Linked DNA regions of Homo sapiens: region 1 is linked to region 2. Evidence: read pairs that join two places in POLR2A ChIA-PET (ENCODE). Cell type or tissue: GM12878. All regions are shown on one strand. Links, peaks and the distances in the headings refer to the core of each region. The heading gives the core; the rest is flanking DNA. Region 1 has its middle 13 kb from the start of ETV6. Region 2 has its middle 28 kb from the start of LINC01252.

The links. Peaks named below come from ENCODE experiments on the same cell type or tissue, not always from the same donor. Only the 100,000 strongest peaks of a DNase experiment are listed, where the experiment ranks them.
Region 1: POLR2A ChIA-PET joins it to region 2 with 5 read pairs; 8 of 35 experiments call an interaction of 5 or more read pairs at or near these places.

The regions. Positions count from the first base shown.
Region 1 is chr12:11,633,661-11,639,046 of GRCh38, reverse strand. No RefSeq gene overlaps it. Among named protein-coding and RNA genes, the nearest start is that of ETV6, 13 kb to the left of the region's middle. In GM12878, for the core only: no CTCF peak of the experiment used is centred there; no DNase peak of the experiment used is centred there.
Region 2 is chr12:11,573,180-11,578,565 of GRCh38, reverse strand. No RefSeq gene overlaps it. Among named protein-coding and RNA genes, the nearest start is that of LINC01252, 28 kb to the right of the region's middle. In GM12878, for the core only: a CTCF peak has its summit at 693; a DNase peak (open chromatin) is centred at 2,235; H3K4me3 peaks cover 316 bases; H3K27ac peaks cover 2,419 bases.

The sequences.
Region 1 (5,386 bases), core at 165-5,164, 61 kb before region 2:
AAAGAAAAAAGCACAACTGCTAGTGGACTTCCAGTTTGCAGTGGGGCCTAACACAAGGGAAGGCTCTTCAACAGGTCCACGCTGCATGCCAGCTCCTCTGCCCTCGGAGCCCTTTGATACAGAAGATCCACTGATACTTGAAATGTCTCTGACAGATTGGGAGACTGTGTGGGCCCTTGGCTGGACCCTATCTGTGAGTTATAGACCTTCAGGACTGGGAAGCAAAGCTATGTGCCATCTTCTAAAGATTAACTTTCTCTTTTTAATAAATAGCTTCTGATTTGCTACTGAACCCTAGAAAAGACTGAATGCTTGACTTTGGACTATCAAGTTGTTATGCAATATGAACTCCCCATTATGAACTTGATGTTGTTTGACTCACTAAGCCATAGGTTGGGCGTCCACAGCAGCACTCCAATATAAGTAGAAATAATATATCCAAGATTGGGCTTATGTAGGTCCCAAAGTCATAAGTAAGCTGCATGTGTAACTGGCTCAGATTCCTATGGCTCTTATTCATATTAAATTGGCTTCTCTCTCTCAGTCCACACCCATGGCCTCATGGGAAGTTCTCTCTGTCCACTTTACTAAGGAAGAGAAAATTCAGGCCTGATTACAGATGGTTTTTCAAGGCATGCGGGCACCACCTAAAAGTGGACAGCTGCAGCACTGCAGGCCCTCAAGGGGCGCCCTAAGGTACAGTGCTTAAGGGAAATCCTTCCAATGGGCAAAACTGAATATGGATTTGTTTTTTCTGCCTGCAATGCTCCTGGAAAAACAATCCTTTCCGAACTTGCAAAATGCCGTATTCACCCTCATAATATTCCACACCACATTGCTTCTGACCAGGAAACTAATTTTATGCCAAGTAAATTACAGCAATGGGCTAGAACTCATAAAGTCCACTGGGCTTGTCATGTTCCTCATCATTTTTAGGTAGTTGGTTGATAGGATAGTAGATGGCCCTTTGGAGACTCAGCTGTGGTATCAGCTGGAGGGCAACACGTTGCAGGGCTACAGTAGTGTCTTCCAGGATGCATTTTTTTTTTTTTTTTTGGTAGGGAGTTTCGCTCTTGTTGTCCAGGCTGAAGTGCAATGGGGTGATCTCAGCTCACTGCAACCTCCACCTCCTGGATTCAAGAGATTCTCCTGACTCAGCCTCCCAAGTAGCCGGGATTACAGGTACGCACCACCACACCCATCTAGTTTTGTATTTTTAGTAGAGATGGGGTTTCACCATGTTGGTCAGGCTGGTCTCAAACTCCTGACCTCAGGTGATCCACCCGCCTCGGCCTCCCAAAGTGCTGGGATTACAGGCATGAGCCACTGCACCTGTCCCAGGATGCAATTTGTTGCACTGAGCACGCAATAACTGTGTGGTGCTTATTTTCCCCCTCAGGTCAGAGAATTAAAGGGAGAAAATGCGATTGGCTCCTCTTATTACTAACTTTAATGGCCTGCTAGCAAAAATTGGGTTTTCCATCCTCCCAACTTTGTTATCTGCTGTTTTAGAGGTTTTAGTTCCCAAAGGAAGAGTGCCTCTACTGGGAACACAACAGCAGTTCTATCAAACCAGAATCTGAGACTCTAATGGGGCCATTTTTAGCTCCTTATGCCACTGAACCTACTGGCAAAAAAAAAAAAAAAAAAAAAAAAACGGGCCGGGCACGTGGCTCACGCCTGTAATCCCAGCACTTTGGGAGGCCGAGGCGGGCGGATCACAAAGTCAGGAGATCGAGATCATCCTGTCTAACACGGGGAAACCCCGTCTCTACTAAAAATGCAAAAACAAAAAACAAAACAAACAAAAAAAAAACATTAGCCAGGCATGGTGGCGGGCGCCTGTAGTCCCAGCTACTCGGGAGGCTGAGGCAGGAGAATGGCGTGAACCCGGGAGGCGGAGCTTGCAGTGAGCCAAGATTGTGCCACTGCACTCCAGCCTGTGCAACACAGCGAGATTCTGTCTCAAAAAAAAAAAAAAAAAAAAAAGCAAGGGGAAGGTGCGGCTTACTCTCCTAGCTAGCATAATTTATTCTGATCCTTAAGGGAAAATTGGGTTGCTACTACATGATGGAAGCAGAGAGGAGTATCATTAGAATTGAACAGGTCCTTTGGGGGCACCTCTTTATACTACTTTGATGAAAAGTTGATAGAAAACTGCAACACCCAATACAGCAGGACTGTAAATGTTACAGACCCTTCAGGAATGAAGGTTTGGGTCATCCTCCAGGAAATCTGGGGTGCCTGTTGAGAGCAGAGAATGCTGAGTGGATAGTGGGAAAAGGAAACTCTAAATACCAGCTATGACCATGTGACCAATTTGCAGAAATGAGTTTGGTAGTAGTTATGAGTGTATTTTTTCTTTGATATGAATTTATTTAAATACGTATGTTTAAACACACACCACCTTTGTTCGTCTTTTCTTTTTTCTCTCATTCTGCTATCTAACATAACGTATTAACTTTATCCATTAGTATTTAAGTTACAGCGTACCAAAGGGGGAATGAGAGTGGGCTAAAAGATAAATCGACATCATCCAAAGATGGATCTCATTTGTGTATCCTTTAGGGCAGCGGTTCCAACCTTTTTGGCACCAGGGACCAGTTTTGCAGAAGACAATTTTTCTACAGACCAGGAGGTGGGGGTGATAGTTTTAGGATGATTCAAGGGCATTACATTTATTGTGCACTTAATTTCTATCATTATTACATTGTAGTATATAATGAAATAATTATACAACTCACCATAATGTAGAATCAATGGGAGCCCTGAGCTTGTTTTCTTGCAACTAGACAGTCCCATCTGGAGGTGATGGGAGACAGTGACAGATCATCAGGCATTAGATTTTCATAATGAACATGCAACCTAGAGCCCTTGCATATGCAGTTCACAATAGGGTTCATGTTCCTGTGAGAGTCTAATGCCATGGCTGATCTGACAGTAGGCAGAGCTCAAGCAATAATGCTAGCTTGCCCACTGCTCACCTCCTGCTGTGCAGCCCGGTCCCTAACAGGCCATGGTCCAGTACTGGTCCATGGCATGGGGGTTAGGGGTCCCTGCTGTAGGAGACTGGATCAATATCTTTTTAGGTATATGAAGGCCTGTTCCATCTTAAGTGGAAACATACTTTTGCTATTATCTTTATCTGGAAGTGGTTAAAAGAGGATATATAGTTACCAAATTGAAAAAGAGGGACTACACTGAATTGCTATGACATTTTCCAAAATTCCCTTTCTCTTGTGATTCTGAATGAGAGTTGGCCAAAAGAGGAGCCTGCATGAAATCTGGAAGGCAGACGTAGAGGTGTAGCTTTCGGAAGTTTCTGGCAGTTGGATGTAGTGATGGATGCAGAGGTCCCCATTGGAACCAAGCTTGTCCTCACTCTCCTTAAATTTCATGTTCTGCCGTCAGAGGCAATAGTTTTCCATAGATCTCTCTAAAAGCTGCCTTTCTGTAGTCCCATTTGGGCAGCTGGAAATGACTGGCCTCTTGGGTTTCCTTGCATGTTTCAACTTGTCCCCTTGTGCCAATATTTTCAGGTGATTCATTACTGACTGCTCAGTGGTATGGTTCATGTAGGAAAGGCATGATAAATCCTTGATTTTTCTCTCTTTATTTAAATAGTTCCCTATCATCTTCCCAAGGTGATCAACTAGCTTTTCCCCCAAATATCTAAACTCATGAATTGAAACATATTTGATCTGTTTTCAATGTGTTGCAATTAATGCCCTTATTAGTGTTCTAATTGGCCATCCTTAGCCACCTCTCAAGTTTTAATATATAATAGTTTTGTTATTTGGTATATAGTATTCTTAAATTTCCATCATTATTTCTCCTTTCACCCATGCATTATTTAAAAATATAGTTTCCTTTTAAATTTTCAAGAGTGTGGGATTATTTATTTTTTATTGGCTCCATATTTTGTTGCATTATGTTTCAAAGATTGTTGTTGTTTGATGCCAATATTTTGAACATTGCTAAAGTACCTTACGGTCATGTACAGAGGTCAACAAATTCTTCTGTAAAGGGCCAGATAGTAAGTATTTTAAGCTTTGTAAGTTTCATTCATTTTTTTCACTGTACTAATTTTTTACTTTACATAATTTGATACCATTAATACTATCTTATTAGATGCATGTTTAGAATTTTTATATCTTCTTGGTGAACTGAGCATTTAAAAATTGTTATGAGTGTCCCTTTTTATACCTAATAATTTTTTAGTCTGAATTTTATATGTTTCTGATAAAAATACAGCCACATTGGCTTTCTTTTAGTTATATCTGCTTATTACATCCTTTTCTTGTCTTCTAAACTTCAAGCTTTATTTTTTCTAACATTTAGGTGGGTCTCTTCTGAACATATAAGTAGATGTTAAAGATCTATTATGACATTACTTGCTTTTTGAGTGTTGTGATTATAGATTTATTTGGATTTGTTTATACTGCATCACTTTAAAATTTCTATTTTTCTCACTTTTGCTGTTTCTCTTTTATCCTTTTATGGAAGAGACAGTAATGATCAGCAAATATTTCTTGTCTGCCCTACATGACACCTGCATTTAGAGGAGGCAACATGAATGATGCTGGGCAATAGGAATGAAAGTGACATGTGTCACTTCTGGTCCAAGGCTGAGTTTGAATTTGGGGGTCTCCATGTGTTCTTTTATCCTGTTGCAACAACTTACAACATGCTGAATGGAAAAGCGTCTATCAATCAAGCCCTTCAATGACTATGTGCAGCAGAGTCTCCTACCAGCCTGCACTGGTATGCGGCAAGAGTGAGAAATAAATTTTCTGTGATGTTGGTGAGTACTGAAGTTAATTTATCACCACGGCATAATGTAGCCTATTGTGACTAATATGTTATCTTGAAATCTTCGGAATGACTGGTTTTTAAAGTCTTCTTTCCCCTTTTTTTCCTTGATTTGGAATGTATTTGGTCTATTTCTATTTACTCTGTGGTTAGTGTGGGCAGAAGGAGGGGTAGGTGGGAGATTTCCATTACTGCTTGTAAGCCCAACATGGAATTTTTTTTTTTTTTTTTTTTTGAGACGAGGTCTCGCTCTGTCACCCAGGCTGGAGTGCAGTGGCGCGATCTCGGCTCACTGCAAGCTCTGCCTCCCGGGTTCACGCCATTCTCCTGCCTCAGCCTCCCGAGTAGCTGGGACCACAGACACCCGCCACCACGCCTGGCTAATTTTTTTTGTATTTTTAGTAGAGACGGGCTTTCACCGTGTTAGCCAGGATGGTCTCGATCTCCTGACCTCGTGATTCGCCTGCCTCGGCCTCCCAAAGTGCTGGGATTACAGGCATGAGCCACCGCGCCCGGCCCCCAACATGGAATTAAAAGTAGGTTTTATTCAGTATCTAATTGTTTTTATTTGTAT
Region 2 (5,386 bases), core at 241-5,240:
CTCTGTCACCCAGTCTGGAGTGCAGTGGTTCAATCATGGCTCACTGCAACCTCAACCTCCTGGGCTCAAGTCATCCTAGTCAGCCTCCTGAGTAGCTGGGACTACAGATGTGCACTCCCATGCTTATCTAATTTTTAATTTTTTGTAGTGACAAGGGTCTTGCTATGTTGCCCAGGCTGGTCCCAAACTCCTGGTCTCAAGCAATCCTCTTACCTCAGCCTCCCAAAGTGTTGGAATTACAGGTGTGAGCCACTGCATCTAACCAATATTAATTTTTAAATAAAAATTTTAGAGAGTTTCTTTTGAAACTTACTGCTAAGCTTACGAGATTTTTTTTCCCTTCTCACATCCACTTTTTTTTTCTTTTCACATTTTTATTTTATTGTTTAAAAAATATTGCATGACTAGATCATACCCTTTTTTTCAAGCCAAACAGTCTTGGAGCATACAAACAAAAAATTACTCATTGCTCCACCTCCTTCCAATACCACATACCAAAGAACTGATGTTAACAGTCCCAGCCCTCATCATCACTGTTCTACTGCCCAGGTGGATTCAGGGGTCCTCTGTGAGGGTTACAGTTGCTTGGGTTGTCTGGAAAGGCAGGTAATAGTTCTTTTTGCTACGGAATGCCACACATGCATGCATCTGAGCTTATTATGCCTCTCTGCAAAGGGTTGCCCTTGGGGGAGGAAGTGATAACACTGGGTCCCACTAGCGGTGGAACCCTTAGCACATCCTTCATTAATCCCCACCTTCCTGCCTGCTGGTCAAGCTTTGATCTTCTTCTGAGCAGGACATGGTTCTTAGGACATCACATATTTCTTTCCGTGGTTTTAGTATAAATATTATGTACTTGGCCCTCTGGGGGACTGGCTTTGGATATTTAAAGTCTGACTTTGGGGATTTAAATAACATGTTTCTCTAAGTCTCTGGCTCTAATAATGGAAAGCAATGACTTTTAAGACCTTTTTCTCTGCTATGGACTTTACAGAATTATTCTCAAGAGCTTCAGGTTAAAGATTTAATTGTTCTCTCTGTATCATCTTTGTATCTGTATTTCTAAAACCCTAACACTCCTTGAATGGTGGGGAAAGAAAAGATAAGTAAGAGGAATTAAGAAAAATCACATAGTTGAATATCAAAATATTAACCCACTATAGGAACAAAAATATTCATTGAACAATGAATTATGTGAGGTGATAAAGAAACTTTTATTAACAAGAATTTCATTGGTAGGAGGGACTTGACTAGATGAAAATCTTTTAATCACCTTGAAGTAAAAACTGAAATACTAGGGGCGTGTTACAACAAATTTGGTCTGCAAACAACTGCACCAAAGACAAAGGGAGGAATCTGTCCGGCAAAGGAGGATGGAGGTTAATGAGTAGAGGAGACTGAGGGAGAGAGAAAGCAAGAAAGATGGTGAGATGATGTGCACTGTGAAATGGAAATGTAGTCTATGACAAAGAAAAGTAAATTTCACTGTGAAAGAAAGGTAGGATTTGGAGTTTAGTAGGCAATCTAAGAAGGTAGGAACTGATATAGTTTGGATATTTGTCCCCACCCAAATCTCATATCAAATTGTAATCCCCAATGTTGGAGGTGGGACTGGTGGGAAGTGATAGGATTGTGGAGGTGGATTTCTCACGAATGGTGTAGCACCATCCCTCTTAGTACTGTCCTCACAATAGTGAGTGAGTGAGTTCTCATGAGATCAGATCATTTAAGTGTAAAACCTCCCATCTTACTCTCTCTTGCTCCTGCTCCTGCCATGTGAGACTCCTACTCCCTTTTGCCTTCCACTATGATTGGAAGCTTCCTGAGGCCTCCCCAGAACCAGAAGCTGCTATGCTTCCTGTACAGTCTGCAAACCCATGAGCCAATTAAACCTCTTTTCTTTATAAGTTGCCCTGTCTCAGGTATTTCTTTACAGTAATGTGGGAACAGACTAACACAGGGACATATAGGAGAAAATAGAACTAAGCAACATGGCATTAGTTTGGACATAATTACCTATCAGGCTATTACATTAGCTTGAATGATCCTCACAACAACACTAAGATTTAAGTACTATCATTATTATCCCCATTTTAAAATGTGGAAACAAAGACAAAGGGAAGTGAAGTAACTTAACCCAGTATCAGGGGAAACTCCTCCCTCATAGAGAATGGTGAAGAGTAACAAGAAGGCCAAGGAGATGACTAAGCCAGTAACCAGGTTGGCTTGCTGCCACTTTGGAGGTGTGAAAATAGACAAAGAGACTCAAGCAAGACAGCACAGCACACAGTGGGAACATCAGCATGGTAATTCTGGTTCTCCTGTCCCAAAGTCCCATGGGGTGGTAATGGGCAGCTACTCACACAGTGGGTTGTGCCACATGCGGGGAACCTAGGGTTAAAGGCTCAGCACCTCTTATAGCAAGCAGCAAAGGGGCTAGTCCCCTGCCCAAGGAATAAGCTGTAAGGTAATCATGATGTGGGTACCATGGCCAACTTAACTGTTACATGACTAGCTACAGAAACCTCTTTTAAGGCATCCTTAGAGATTGTCTGCCTTTTCTCATAAGGCAACTTCCATACAGACAGTAAACTGGAATACACTCTAAGGACCACCTTTCACTCTTTGCCTATATTTCATCTCATATTCTTCTACAACACATTGACAAAAAACATTAAAAATATAATAATTCCTAAACTGCATAGTTTGTGAGTCCCCTTTATATACATTATAACATTTAAGTTTTCTTTACAACAGTGGTTTTTATTTGGGGTTTGAGGGTAATTTTACCCCTCACTCCCTGGGGACATTTGGCAATGTCTGGAGACATTTTTGGTTGTCACACTAGAAGTTGGGGGAGTGGTACTGGCATCTAGTGGGCAGAGATCAGAGATGCTATGATGCACAGGGCAGCCCTACATAACAAAGAATTTTACAGCCCCAGATGTCAAGAGTGCTGATAATGAGATTGAGAAATCATGCTTCACAGTTTCCTCATATTATATAAGGAAAACTTAATGAAAACAGGCCCAGAATGGAGGGGAATCAACTAATGATGGAACAAAAGGTCTATCTAGCTATTGTAGTAGCAGTAGAGCATCACTAAGTATTTCAATACTTTGTCAATTATAAGAGAATGTAAGAATGAAGAGGATTTCATCTTTATGGCTGGAACAGTTGTTAGTTGATCTACTATTTGCATAGTTGAAGAGAACCAAGCACATAAAATCTTGTGAGTGGTATAGTTGATCAAAAGCAGACCTGCTCCCAGAAGTTATGACTCCAGACCATTGATGCTCACACCCAGGTAGAAAGGGTAGCATGTGAAGAAGACAGGGGCCTTATAGGTGGAGAGAAGCTTGCAGGTACATGATGTTTGCCACAGTTCACATTTGGCTGAGATAATGGGGATAAAAGTATGATTTTTCAAAGTGCTCTGTGGCCTTTTCCATCATTGCAAAGTAGTGGAGGCTTAGGGTTTTGTCCATAAGAGCAATTTAAAATTACTTCAAATTTCTGCAACTCTATAGTATTAACACATTTAAAGTAGATACAGAAATAAAAATGTGCATGACCCTTCATCAAGGATTCTTTTTATTATAATTTATAATTTCATCCAGATGGCCAATAATAGAATATAGGATTGCAATATAATTCATGAAAAGAGTGGTAAGGAAGAACTAATAGAGCAGCATAGTTTAATGTACAAAATTAATCAAATTCTCTAAATTGCTTGGTGCTGTGTTTTCAGTTTTAGTGTTGATATTTAGTATCTTTTTTTTTCTTGGCTAGAATGAGAACAAACTCTCTCACTGTTCTCACAAAGACATTCTGAAGTTTCTTGAAAACTATAGAATCTGACATTATGCTTGTGAAAGAGAGAGAAATCTCTAATTCAGGACCAAGTTACACAATGTGAAAAAGAGATTATGGCAAAAGAATTGGTGTCACCAGGTACCTCTGTGCATGTATAATTTTGATTAAAATAACAGATGGATCATATAGGCACAGAGATGGAAATTCTAAGAAAGAATTTAAAAAATGCCAGAGCTCAAAAACACTGTAACTGAAATGAAAAATGCCTTCAGTGGGCTCATCAGGAGACTGGACATGGCTGAAGAAAGAATCTTGGAACTTGAAGATATGTCAACAGAAACTTCCAAGACTGAAAAGCAAAAAGAAAAAAGCTTCAAAAAAACCCAGAATAGAATATCTAAGAACTGTGGGATAACTACAAAATGTGTAACATATCAGGATAAGAGAGAAAATAACAGAAGAAATATTTGAAGCAATAATGACTGAGAATTTTCCCAAACACTTGTCAGACACCAAACTGCAGACCCAGGAAGCTCAGAGAACATAAAGCTGGAAAAATGCCAAAAGAAAAAAAAAAAAGACACCTAGGCATATCATTTTCAAGCTTCAGAAAGATAAAGAAAAAATCCTGAAAGAAAACAGAGGAAAGAAACACCTTACCTATAGAGGAGCAAAGTTTAGAATTACAGCTGACTTCTCCATGGAAACCATGTAAATAAGAAGAGAGTGGAATCAAATACTAAACACGGTGAGAGGAAAAAATCCTACCGACTTAAAATTCTATGCCCTGTAAAATTATCCTTCAAAAATGAGGGAGAAATAAAGGCTTTCTCATACAAACAAAAAAATGAGGGAAACTGTTGCTGGTAGGCCTGCCTTCAAAGAAAGTTGTTGTTTTTTTTTTTTTTTTGAGACAGAGTTTCACTCTTATTGCCCAGGCTGGAGTGCAGTGGCGTGATCTCGGCTCACTGCAAACTCCGCCTCCAGGTTCAAGCAATCTCCTGCCTCAGCCTCCCGAGTAGCTGGGATTACAGGCATGCGCCACCACGCCCGGCTAATTTTGTATTTTTAGTAGAGATGAGGTTTCTCCATGTTGGTCAGGTTGGTCTTGAACTCCTGACCTCAGGTGATCCTCCCACCTTGGCCTCCCAAAGTGCTGGGATTACAGGCGTGAGCCACCGTGCCCAGCCAGAAAAATTAAAAGAAGTTCTTTAGTGACAAGGAGAATAATCAAGGTCAGAAACCTGGATCTACACAAAGAAAGGAAATGTACCAGAGAATGAGTAAATTAAAGCAAAATAAAATCTTTGATTTTTCTTAGCCTTACTTGATCTAGCAGATAATCATTTGTTCAAAATAATAGTAGTAATGATGTTTTTGATTATATGTGCTTATGTATATAACTTTGGTAAAAACAAATAATAGGCCAGGCACAGTGGCTCATGCCTGTAATCCCAGCACTTTGGGAAGCCAAAGCAGGAGGGTCACCTGAGCCCAGGAGTTTGAGACCAGCTTGCGAAACACAGCAAAACCTCATCTCTAAAAAAAAAAAAAAAAAAAAAAAAAAAAT